2 separate regions of the Homo sapiens genome follow, and region 1 is linked to region 2. Evidence: read pairs that join two places in POLR2A ChIA-PET (ENCODE). Cell type or tissue: HepG2. All regions are shown on one strand. Each heading gives the region's core, and the rest is flanking DNA. Links, peaks and the distances in the headings are about the cores only.

Region 1 (6,408 bases), core at 895-5,894, 800 kb before region 2:
CATATTAAACTTTCATTTGAAATGAAAGACAATTTTTAAGAGGTTAAGGGCTAGTAATTTGTTAAAGTCCTGAAGTTAAATTAGCTCAAGTAAATACAAAGACTTTCCTTTAATTAAAGCCTTTTAAATGAATACTTTAAAGCATAGTTGGTTTCTCCTTCAAATCTTGTCCAAAGCCACTGTTTACAACTCAGTATATCAAAGAAGGTTTCAGACATGATTGTGAAGCTCCCTCAACTTACAATGTGCTATTTGCAACCTTAGATGGCTATCATTCTGGCTTTTCTACCTTTTAGCAACAATATGCACACCATTCCCATTTCTCCCCCACCCTGACTTACCCCTCTTTGCATTTAATATATAATTTTTCTCAGAGTGTTCTTACACATCTTTAACTGTAAATATGACAAAAGCACACAGTATAGTGCATGTGCCACATGTATAAATGTTGTATCTAGTCATACAATTTTCCTTTTAAAAAAGAAATATTTCATTTTCAAAAAGCAAAGACTCTAGGAATCTTTTCTAGCTGCCAGTCATAAAAACATAAATTCCTGGTTACATTCCCAAATTTGCCTGACCATAAGAACCACTTGTGGTACTTCTCAAACACATGTATTCTGAGTCCCATCCGTGATCTCCTGAATCAGAATCAGCAGGTGAGAGGCCTGGGAATACACATTTTAAACAAACGTCCACAGTGATTACGATTAGGCAAGCTTGAAAAAAATTTCACTAGGATCTTTATGACTGAATATCCTCACAAACATAGGAAAGTTACTGGGGAAAAATATGAGCAGAATTTCAGAATTCTCCCTTTGCTGAAAGTGTTTGTTCCCTCCGCCTCTACTCATCAAGACTTGACTGCTTATGTAACTCCCCCAAACCACCAACACCTGGAAGGAGTTGAAAATGATTTTAATGAAGAAGAAAAGCTGATGTTTAATTTCAAAATTGATGGTGACAATAGAAGGAAGAGGCATTAATTTATCTTGATTCTAACACAAAGCATTGTATTTGAGTCTACAAACTAAATTGGTTTCATTTTTATTTTTTGTAAGTTTTCACCAAACTCTAGGCATATATAGAGGCTGGGCAAGAAAGAAAGAAACCCAGAAATATGGCATATGTGATCCCTTATTTATTTCCCCATGAGACCAGCCAACAGCTTCTTCACCTAGTCCCTGCTTCAAGCTGACTTTCTGTCTACTTCTCTATCGGAAATGGAGCTTCCCTAAAGACTACCTCAATGTCGGTTACCCACAGGCCATTTTTCCATCTTGTGCTCCTAAACTTCTATGATATTAAATGATATTACCCTTTCTGGAAATTGTCCTTAACTTTGATTTTATAATTTTACTCTAACTTTGTTTCATTCCTTCTTTTATAGCCTTTCTTTTCTCTATCCCTTTACTGCAGACATGTTGTATGGCTTTGTTCTTGACCTTCTGATCTCTCTACGTTCATTCCCAACAGGATGTATCCATTTTCTTCGCGTCGCGCTTCCTAACTATCTGATTATTACCACCATATAACGATGTTGGTGATGAGCATAGCTAACATATCCTAGGCATTTTCCATGTAGGTTATAATAAGCACCCTATATAATTCGTACCATTTAATTCTTCAACCCTAAATGATACTATTACTAACCACATTGTATGAGATGAGGAAACTGAGATTTTCATCAAAACCATGGAAAGCCAACGTGAGGAGCCCCTGTGTGTCTCCTTTGTTAATGCCTCTGAGCATCATGGCATGTGGATTGCGGTGGAATGGGGATTAGGAAGCGCAGCACTGTGAAAACACCAGAAAATATGATAGCAGGTAAGGACGCTCATCTCTGCACATTGAGATGGTTTTGTTTCTGAGTCAGGTTTGAGATGAGTCAATCCTGACTCCATGGTGCCATCAGGGATCAGGAATTTAGTAAGATCTTCATGGATGCTTGGAACCCAACTGGTTTCTGTTTTCTACTTTAGGGAAAGAGCCACAACTTGAGTGGGGTGGTTTTGGTGTCACATACGCTATCAATAATACCCACCGTTTTGGTGTCACATACGCGATTATTAATACCCACCGCTGCGGAGGAATCACCGTGGACTACTCCTCGTTTCATCCCATGCTCTTGCGATGGATCCCTGTCACCTGTTTACTGATTTCATTCAAATTATTCAGCGACCACAGGACCCCGATTTGCCTTCTCTATCTTGGTTCCCATCACTCTGCTTTACAGGCCTGGCCTGCTCGTGGCTCCTCACACCAGCGCTGCACGTCTCCCTTCTTGCCTCTGCCCTGTTTCCTCCAGCAGACAGGACTAGCTTCCTCCATCTCTATGGGGCAAAAGCCTGCCCAGCGTTCAAGACCCTCCTCAGATGCCGCCTCCACGATTAGGCTTCTTCCTGACCCCTGAGCCTGTAACACGCGCCACCATAACTCTCCACCTTAGCCCACATTCCCACAGCACTCGCGACATCCGCGGCCCTAAACATGGAGCTTCATTCTATTTTAGGGTATTTCCTGCTTGTTTCCTGCACACACAGTCGCGTGAGGCACAGCCCCGAGTGACCCGCGCTTCCAGACTCGCCGCCACAGGCCGGCGAGGGCAACCTGAGCCGCTTCCCGCCTCCGCGGGGACCGTCGCCAGCCCGCAGCTCTAGCGGGAGGCGGTTCCACAGCGAGCCCAGCAGTCCCGCCACCGTCAGCACCAGTGCCTCAGGCGGGCTTTCCCCACCTCTGGGATGCACAAATCCTCAGGGGCTCCTTGAGAGGGAGCCAGGGAGCAGATGCGTGCGGACACCTTTCGGCCCTCTGCGGCCGCTGTAGCTCCTTGGCAGAAACCCGGAAGTGGAAATCTCAGCCACTCAGCGTTTGGGTGAAGACGAAGGCGGGTTTTGGATAGACGGACGCTGTCAGGGAGTGTTTACTTCGCCTCCACTTCTTTTCCTCCCCGCCCTGGTGCCGCTCCAGGTCACATACTCGTCCTGAGCTGGCTTCAGCCTCTCCACGTAGAAGTCTCCCGGAGCCATGGCCGAGTACTCTTTTGTGAAGTCTACCAAGCTTGTGCTCAAGGGAACCAAGGCGAAGAGCTGGGTCCTGCAGCTCCAGCGGGAGCCTCCTCAGTTCTTTTCGGATTCACTCCACGCCCGCGAATCCGGTGGAAGCCGTGGTGCGGAGAGCCGGCTTCGTGGCCTCCCAGGTTTCGCCCTGACCCTGTCTGGGCTGGACAGAGGCCGGGCCGCGGTTCGTGGCGCCTGTGCAGAGAGGGGCAGCCTCCCGCGTGGACGACACTGGAAACAGGATAGATGGGCGGGTGACCCGTAGCCCCGTACCCATGAGTTTGGGTCCGCTGAGGCATCTCTCCCGGCCTCTGCCTGGTGGGTCTGCGTTTGTCTGATCTTGTAGTTCATGATAATAACTTCCTTTACTAGGGATTATTCTTTTCTCCATTGTCTCTTCCTGGAAAAATTATTGATTATTTTTTTCTAAGCTAGTATGTAGAGTGAAACCAGGATGAATCACACAGTGGTTGAGGTGTATATAGGCTTTGATAGGGATATGGGCTGGAACCTGCACTCCGTCATTTACTAATTTTGTAATTTGTGGCAAATTGGTTAATATGTCTGAACTTCCATTTACTCATTAAGAGATCAAGTATCTTTAAACCTCCGTTTACACATTTATACTTTCAGACCATTTTTTATACCTTTAGAAGACTGTGAGGATTAAATTAGAGAACGTATATGCAGTAAATAAATTGAGCCAAATGTGAGGAGGAGGTCGTAGTGGTAATTTATTAGCTCTTTAGGAGAAAAATACCTGTGCATTCATATCCCCGCTTCTTTTTTAACTGGCAGATTTGCCTGAGGTTGACTGTACATACAAATATTGAGCATTTCCTTCTGGTCTCCGTGATAAACAGAGGTTTTGATATTGTTAGGCGAGATGGAAAGAAAGTGTCAAGGAGTGAGCTGAAGCCACTGCCCTTGAGAACCCTCTCGAGGAGTCTGGCCTCATGAAGATGCCAGAATAAATGGCAGGTATATCCTGAATGAATGTGAGATTTTTACTCTGTGAATTTCCTGTGAGGAGTGGTGAGTTATCTTCTGAAAACTTTATGATGAAAATGGAGACAAGAGTGTCTTAAGATTATCGTAATAATCATAATTAATGCTTATATAGCACTTTCAATGCGCCAGGAAATTGTTGTAGGCACTTTGCACATTAACTTTTTTCAAATCGCTCTTGGGTTTTTATTTTTTTATAGCGATGTAATTCATAATTATAAAATTCACCCTTTTGTACAGTCAGTGGTTTTTAGTACATATTCAAGAGGTTCACCACTGTCTAGTTGCTCAGCATTTTCATCATCTCAGAAGGAAATCTCTTCCTACCCATTAAAGCAATCACAACCCATCCTCCTTCTCTCCTAGTCCTTGGCAACCACTAGTCTCCTATCTATGTGAAATTGCCTATTCTGAATATTTCCTAAGAAATCATGCAACATGTGACCTTTTGTATCTGGCTTCTTTCACTTATAACATTCTTGAGGTCCATCATTGTTGTAGCGCTTGTTCCTTTTTATGGCTGTGTAGTATTCCATTGTATGGATGTAACATTTTGTTCATCCATTCATCAGTTGATGAACATTTAGGTTGTTTCCCCTTTTTGACTATTGTGACTAATGCTAGTGTGAATATTCTTATGTAAGTATTTTTGTGGGTGTATGTTTTCATTTCCCTTGGGTATACATACTTAGGAGTAAAATTGCTGGGTCATATGGTAACTCTTTAACTTTTTGAGGAACCCCAAACTGTTTCCTGTAGATGCTGCACCACTTTACATTTCCACCAGCAATGCGTGAAGATACATATTACCTCTTAATCCTCACAATAGCCTTAAGAGTTAAGTTATTATCCTAATTTATTAAGTGGGGAAACTGACTCCCAGAGAGATTCAGTACTTTTTACAAAAATCACAGAGCTAAGAAGTGACAGAATCAGGATTTAAAATCTGGCAGTGCGGCTCTACAATCTGCTTTGAACTTTAGCATAATATGTACAAAGCCTGAAGCAACTTCTCAGTACTGTATTTAAGAGGGCATAGCAATGTAAGTCTTCCTAAATCAATAATTTATAAGTGAAACAGCTTAAAAGACTTCCAAGTTTCAATCTTACGATATTTATTTATCACACAAATCAATATACCTAAACTCATCTGTATAAATAATGTCCTGTAGTAAGAAGAAAAAGAGGAAAGATAAGAAGAGAAGAAGATGAAGAAACCCAGTGTGATATGTTGGTGAGTCAGTTTTCAGTGCTTTATTCTGAAAAAAGTTAACATTTCTTGAGATCTCATTGAAAATATTTTCCTAGTTAGAAATTTATGATGTATTCATATTTGTCTTAAAGTGCTTAAATATTACCTACAGTTGTAAATTCCATTTATTCTTTAGCACAGTAGATGCTACTGATCCCTTTACTTCATTATCAGAACAGAGCACAGGAGAGAAGAATTACAACTCTCTGACTTAGTAGGCACCATTAGACTGCTTAATAGCCAGAGATTCTGATACATAATTTTAAAGGCTTAATGTAAATGTTATTCAACCAAATATATTTTACAAGTTATTTTCTTTGAACATGTATACATTTTAGTTGTAGAAGTCAGTTGTCTCTTAAACGAAGTATCTTCACAGGAAAAATCATCATTTTGTGAACTCTGAAATGAATGAAAATTTTAAATACAATATCAGGGTAGCCTGTAAATGATACTAGAAATAAACTGACCCAAACACACTTAACCAGCCTGTTTTCCACTTAGTTGTTTCCGTACTTGTTTTTCTCTTTTAAAACTTGGCAAATTGCATTTTGAATCTTCATAATTTATGGTAGCTTAAAAAATATATAAAATATGGAATGGTATAAAGCTAATATTCTGGAAGAATCATTACTTTTGAAATGGCAAATCAATAATTCTAAAATTAGCGTAAATATCTAGGGTAGATATGTAGATGTGGAATTGCTGTGTCAAAGGATAGGTGAATGTTTAACTATATAAGAAACTGCCAAAAGTTTTGTAAAGGGGTTGTGCCATTTTACCCTCCCACCAACAATGAATTAGTTCTCCAGTTACATCGTTGCCAAGAGTCGATGGAGTTATCAGTCTTTTCTCCCAGTCTGAGTTTTACCTTTTCAGTTTCTTAATGGTGGTTTTTGGATGGACAGCTTTTTTTTTTTTTTTTTTTTTTTTTTCCTGAGATGGAGTCTCTCTCTGTCATCTCTCTCTGTCGCCCAGGCTGGAGAGTAGTGGCACGATCTCGGTTCATTGCAAGCTCCACCTCCCAGGTTCATGCCATTCTCCTGCCTCAGCCTCCCAAGTAACTGGGACTACAGGCACCCGCCACCA
Region 2 (6,408 bases), core at 441-5,440:
CGAGTTGTAGAAGGAGGGGCTTTATTCAGCTGGGAGCATCGGCAGACTCACTTCTCCAAAAACCTAGCTCTCTGAATGAGCAATTCCTGTCCCTCTTAAGGGCTTACAACTCTAAGGGGGTCCACGTGAGAGGTTCGTGATGGATTGAGGAAGCAGAGGGTACGTGACTGGGGGCTGCATGCACCGGTAATTAGATCAGAACAAAACTGGACAGGGATTTTCACAGTGCTTTTCTATACAATGTCTGTAATCTATAGATAACATAACCGAGTAGGTCAGGGGTCAATCTTTAACTAGCAGGCCCAGGGTGTGGCGCAGGGCTGTCTGCCTGTGGATTTCATTTTTGCCTTTTAGATTTTACTTCTTCTTTCTTTGGAGGCAGAAATTGGCCATAAGACAATATGAGGGGTGGTCTCCCTTCAAGCTATCTGTGTCTGTGTCTTTGTGTGTCCGTGTGTGTGTGCCCGGGTGTGGTGTGTCTGTGTCCGTGTGTGTGTGTGTCTGCGCGCGTGCACCCGTGTGTATCCGTGTGTGTGTCAGGGTGGGTTTGCTCGTGGTAGTGGTGGGGTGTGTCTGGGTGTCCGTCAGCCCCTCTTTCCCGGGATGAGGCTGCCGGGGCTCTAGTGCTGGCGAGGGGCAAAGCAGAGCCTTCCTGCCCCATTGGCCATGGCAGGTCCTTTTCGGAACAATCGACGATTGTGTAGGCGTTGTAAGAAACATGGCCTGCGGGGCTGGGCCGGCTGTTCGCCCCGGTCAGCCCAGGTGGCTCTGGGTGTGTGGGGCAAGAGGGGTCCTTGCAGGAGGGGCAGCAAGGAATCCAAAATAATTGTTCCACGGCAAGGCGGAGGACCGGAGGGGACCCCAGGACAGTGGGCCCTGGGCCCTGATGCCTCGGAGCACACCCCTTCCTGAGCGGGCCCCAGGTGTTGGAAGCTCTGGAGCTGGAGAGCCGGGGGAAGGCCTGGAGTGTCAGCGAGAGGGTGGCCGCCTGGAGAGTCCAGAGCCCTGGCAGTGGATGGAGGCCTCTGGCGCCTTGGCGGTCTCGCACGTGGTCTGGCCGCCGGCGACAGCGGGATGCTCTGGGAGGTCAGCGGAAAGAGCAGCGCGGCGACTGGTGGTGCTTGGGCGTAGAGGGGGAGAGCAGTCCGGCCAGGGGAAAGTGGCTCTAGGGTGCCTGATCCCAGCCTTGTGGCCCCGGGTTTTGATGACGCCTGGAATCAGGCGGGCGTAGCTGGACTGGACTCTTGGGCCAGCCAGGCGCCACTGCCATTGTCTAGGGCCACACCACCCGGAAAACGAGAGAGACCCAAGCCGCGAACCGTGGGCATGCTCAGCGCCACTGCTCCTGCCACAGTGAGGGGCGCACTCTACAACTTTCAGGGCCCACAGTACCAAGAGGAAAGGGAGGAGCCAACAAAGGAATGAGGCTACGAAACGCACCCCCAAAGCAACCAACCAATCCAAGTAAAAACACGTCTCAGGGCTCTGTTGGGTTTCCCGCGTGGGCGGCCCTGCCCCCCTGTTCCAGCCCGTCCCAGACACCTTCCACCCTACCCTGGCCAAAGGGGCCCCTGTCTACCAGATAGAGCCTCCCTCTCCAAGGCTCTGTTGCTCTCCCTCTCTAGCTCCCTCACCCTTTCCCTTTCTCTACTTCCCTCTCCACCTTGCTCTCTCTCTCTCAATCTCCCAGGTTCCTCTCTGTCTCTCTCTGGATAGCTGTTTCTCTCTCCTTCCGTTTCTATCTCTCCATCCCTCTGTCCCTTGCTCTCCTTCAAGCTGTCTGTGTCTTTCTGTGTCTGTGTGTGTGCTTGTGTTCCCGCGCGTGCGCCCATGTGTGTCTGTGTGTTTGGGAGTGGGTGTGCTAATGATTGTGGTGGGTGAGTCTGGATGTCCATCAGTACCTTAGTCCTGGGATCAGGCTGTCAACTCTATTGCCAGTGCATGGGTGTCACAGTTGCCGTGATATTCTCACACACGCAGGTGTGTGGATCTCGTTCATTTTCACATAGACAACGAGAGCGAAACCACAGAGAAAAGAAAGATCCCGTGCCTCACGGCCTGACGATGGATTCCTGTTTCCTGCAAAATGGGGAGTCTCCAATATAGCCTGTTTGAAAACTTGAAAGGGGAGCACTGACACAATGCTGGTCTTCCACGCATTCCTGGAAGTTTCTGGGACCCCACAGAGCTAGGGAAACAAACAGTCAACATGGTCACGCTTTCAGGGGGCAGAAACTTGAGCAACAGGCACCTTTGCAGAGGGTAAAGAAACGTGGAATCCAGAATCACGCTTCAGTTGGCCTAAGTGTGGCTCCTGTGTGGATGGGACTATCCGCCTCGCGCTCTGTTGCAGGGCTCAACGTGGAGATATGTCATCTGTGAACCATGTGGATGAAAAACAGACAACCACCTGAGTCTCAGCTCATTGCTCTCTGGGGAATTCGCTCATTCCTTCGGAAACGGAATTGGTCTGAATTGCTCTGGGATTAAGTAACCCAGGCTGGCGATCCAGAGGGCCGCTGAGCGCCCCGCCAGCCAACAGGGCTGTGGGCCCAGCACTTAGCCCGCACTGGGCACCCAACATTTTCCCGGAGTGCTGGGTCCTGTTGGTTCTGGAGGCAGAAGACCGTTTTCCTCTCTGCCTTCCGTTCTCTGTTTCTTGCTCCTTTTGTCCCTCGGTCCATCCTTCCCTCTGTTCTTCCTTCCCTCCCCCGGTTTTTTTCTCCCTTTCTCCCTCCCTCTTTCTCTCCCTTCCGGTGTCCCTCCTTCCACCCATCCTTTCCTAGCTCCATCCTTCCATCTCACTCTCTCCGTTCTTGTCCTCATCTCTGCCTGCCTTTCCTCTTGCCTGGAAAGGGCAGCACCTCGGTTTGCACGGGGTCTCGGGTCTACATTTAGTTGCAAGGCGCTCCATGGTGCTGGCAAGGAGGCTGACGGGAGAAGGGTTGGCAAGTGATGGTGAGCGAAGAGGCAGAGGAGTCGAGCCGCAGAAAAGAGAACTGGCCTGGCTTCTGCCCCGGCCCAGTGTTTCGCGAACTGAGGTCTCCGCCAACCTGACTGAAGAACGCGGTGGAAAAAGGGATGAGAGCTCCGCCTGGGCTAGTTAGAAATCCTAGGCTGCTGCCTGGAAACCCGCGCATGCGCAGTAGACAGCCCACTTCCGGGTACCTGGACCGGCCCTGGGATCCCCGGGATGCTCAGGAATTCTTTATTGTCATTCTTGACAGCAGTCCTCTGTATGGAGTCTATCGCTGGACCTGGAACTCAGGGATCCTAGGCAGGTCAGCTGGAAGGGAAGACACGCCTCTCCATACCAAGCCTGAGGTTCACCGCGAAAGAGAGGCCGCCGCTCTGCCCCCAGCCCGCCCCAACCCCGCCCCAACCTGCTCCTCCAGCAGAGTCCAGTGTTCGTTCTGGCTGAGGAGTGGTTCCAGCAAAACGGGCTCTTCCACGTCCTTCAGCTCCCCCAGTGGCGCCAGATCTAGGAAATGTTGTGCCTTTTGCTGAAACTCTGGGGTTTACAGGAGCTCATCTAACAGGCTGGAGGTGAGTGCAGACGAGCTTCCCGGCTCCTGGAGCGGTTGGGAGGCGCCTGGATGGCTGGCATCTGTGCTTGACGCGGAGGCCTCCGGAGGTGGAGGTGCCCCGTCTTTGGGTTCCCACGCCGCCCTGGCAACCTGGGGCTCCAGCACCACCACGGACTCCGGTGGGACGTGGGTGGCACAAGCACACCTTGCCCCTGTGACTCAGCTTGAGGGGGCCCAAACTGAACACGCGCCCAGCAGGCCGTCGCGCAGCAGTTTCTGGTCTTCCTGTCATTTGTTGGGGTGCGGAGGCCACCAGGGAGTCTGAGGATGGGAGAGCCCCAGTTCTGGAGGAGCCAGGGCAGGGAACACAAAGCCCCACATGTCCAGGCAGGTTGGGAGAGTCCTTCTTCCTGCGCAGCCTGGCTGGGCTGGAGCAGGGGGATGGCCCTTGCTGCCTGGCTCACGAAAGCCCCCTGTGGGAGAGCCCCAGGGGCGCAGGGCATGTGGGGTGTGGGAAGCGCAATTCCCCATGCCCTGTTGTGGGTGAACTGGATAGAGGAGGGAGGAGGGTGACACCCACCAGGGGTGCCAATTAGTAACCACAGTGACCTCAAAGAACTCAAATGAAAGGAAGACTTGCACGTCTCTCACTTGAAGTCCAGAGCTAGAAATGATCAAGCTTAGTGAAGATGTAGAATTTTCATAGCTAGAGAGAAATCAACACTTGGCTTCAAAACTTCAAAGGATGGGCTGACTCTCTTTGAGGACCACTGCAGCTGGTGACTTTAAGTTACAGCCAGTGCTCATTGACCACTCTGAAAATCTCAGGGCCCTTAAGAATTATGCAAAATCTATTCTTTCTGTGCTCTAGAAATGGAACATCACTGTCTGGGTGACAGCACAACTGTTAATAGCATAGTTTACTGAATATTTTAATCCCACTATTGAGACCTACTGCTCAGAAAAAAAAAAAAGTGATTCCTTTAAAAAGATTGTTGCTTGGCCAGGCATAGTGGCTCACACCTGTAATCCCTGCACTTTGGGAGGCCGAGGATCACCTGAGGTCAGGAGTTCAAGACCAGCCTGGCCAAAATGATGAAACCCAATCTCTAATAAAAATACAAAAAAATAGCGGGGCAGGGTGGTAATACCTGTAATTTCAGCTACTCGGGAGGCTGAGGCAGAAGAATGGCTTGAACCCTGGAGGCGGCGGAGGTTGCAGTGAGCCAAGACCACACCACTGCACTCCAGCCTGGGCAACAAAAGCGAAACTACGTCAAAAAAAAAAAAAAAAAAAAAAGGAAAGGAAAGAAAAAGAAAAAGGAAAAAAAGATTGCTGCTTATTGACAATTCACCTAGCTACCCAGAAGCTTAGATGGAGATGTACTTGGAAATTAATGTTATTTTCATGGCTGCTAATACAATATTTACCTTCAGCCTGTGGATCAAGGAGTGGTTTTGACTTTCAAGTGTTTTTATTAATTAATAAATGCATTTTGTAAAGGTATAGCTATCATAGATAGCGATGTCTTTGATGAATCTGGATAAACTGAATTGAAAACCTTTTGGAAAGGATTCACCATTAATCCTTTCATGATATTTGAACCTCCTCCCGTGAATCACAAATGTCCTTAATAGCAATCCTTAAATGCCATTAAGGACATTTGTGATTGATGGGAGGAGGTTGAAATATTAACATTAACAGGAGTTTGGAAGAAGTTGATTCCAGCCCTCATGGATGACTTTGAGGGCTCAGGATGTCAGTGGAGGAAGTCCCTGCAGACGTGGTAGAAATCGCAAGACAACTAGAATTAGAATTAGGGCCTTAAGGTGAGATGAAATTGCTGTAAACTCATGATGAAACTTGAACAAATAGGGAGTTGCTTCTTGTGGACGAGCAAAGAAAATATTTTCTTGAGATGGAATCTAATCCAGGTGGAGATGCTATAAACATTGTTGAAATGACAACAAAGGATTTAGAATATTCCATAAACCTAGTTGATAAAGCAGCAGCAGGGTTTGAGAGGGTTTACTCCAATTTTGAAAGAAGTTCTGCTGTTGATAAAATGCTGTCAAACAGCATCACATGCTACAGGGAAATCTTTTGTGAAAGGAACAAACTTCATTGTTTTAAGAAATTGACACAGGCACCCAACCTTCGGCAGCCCCCACACTGATTAGCCAGCAGTCATCAATATATAGGCAAGACCCTCACCAGCAAAAAGATTATGACTTGGTGAGGCTCAGATATTCATTAGCATTTTTTAGCACTGATGTATTTTAACTTAAGGTATGTACACAGTTTTTTAGACGTGCTATTAATTACTAATTAATAATTATTAAATACTCATTAGACTACAATATAGTTTAAGCATAACTTTTATAAGCACTGGGAAACAAAATGTTTATGCAACTAACTTGATTGTAACATTTGCCTTATTGCAGTAGTCTGGAACCAAACCCACCCTATCTCTGAGGTGTGCTTGTAGGTTTTTGGTTGTAACATTTGCCTTATTGCAGTGGTCTGGAACCAAACCCACACTATCTCTGAGGTGTGCTTGTAGGTTTTTGGTTGTAACATTTGCTTTATTGCAGTTTTCTGGAACCAAACCCACAATACCTCTGAGTATGCTTGTAGGTTTTTGGTGGTTCTTTGTTTGGAGATGGGGTTTCGCTCTGTCACCCAGGCCAGAGTGCAGTGGCATGATGATAGCTCACTGCAGCCTCAAACTGCTGGGTCAAGTGATTTTTCTACCACAGCCTACTGAGTGGCTGGGACTACAGGCATGCAGCACTATGCTTGGCTATTTTTTTTAATTTTTTTTTGTAGAGACGGGATCTCACTATGTAGCCCAGCTGGTCTTGAACTCCGGGACTGAAG

The links. ChIA-PET counts read pairs that join two places held together with the same protein. Peaks named below come from ENCODE experiments on the same cell type or tissue, not always from the same donor. Only the 100,000 strongest peaks of a DNase experiment are listed, where the experiment ranks them.
Region 1: POLR2A ChIA-PET joins it to region 2 with 5 read pairs; 1 of 35 experiments calls an interaction of 5 or more read pairs at or near these places.

The regions. Positions count from the first base shown.
Region 1 is chr20:29,077,363-29,083,770 of GRCh38, forward strand. It overlaps the pseudogene FRG1DP. Among named protein-coding and RNA genes, the nearest start is that of FAM242B, 470 kb to the right of the region's middle. In HepG2, for the core only: a CTCF peak has its summit at 2,767; a DNase peak (open chromatin) is centred at 2,819; H3K4me3 peaks cover 1,016 bases.
Region 2 is chr20:29,875,253-29,881,660 of GRCh38, forward strand. It overlaps the pseudogene DUX4L37. Among named protein-coding and RNA genes, the nearest start is that of FAM242B, 330 kb to the left of the region's middle. In HepG2, for the core only: no CTCF peak of the experiment used is centred there; a DNase peak (open chromatin) is centred at 3,149; H3K4me3 peaks cover 576 bases.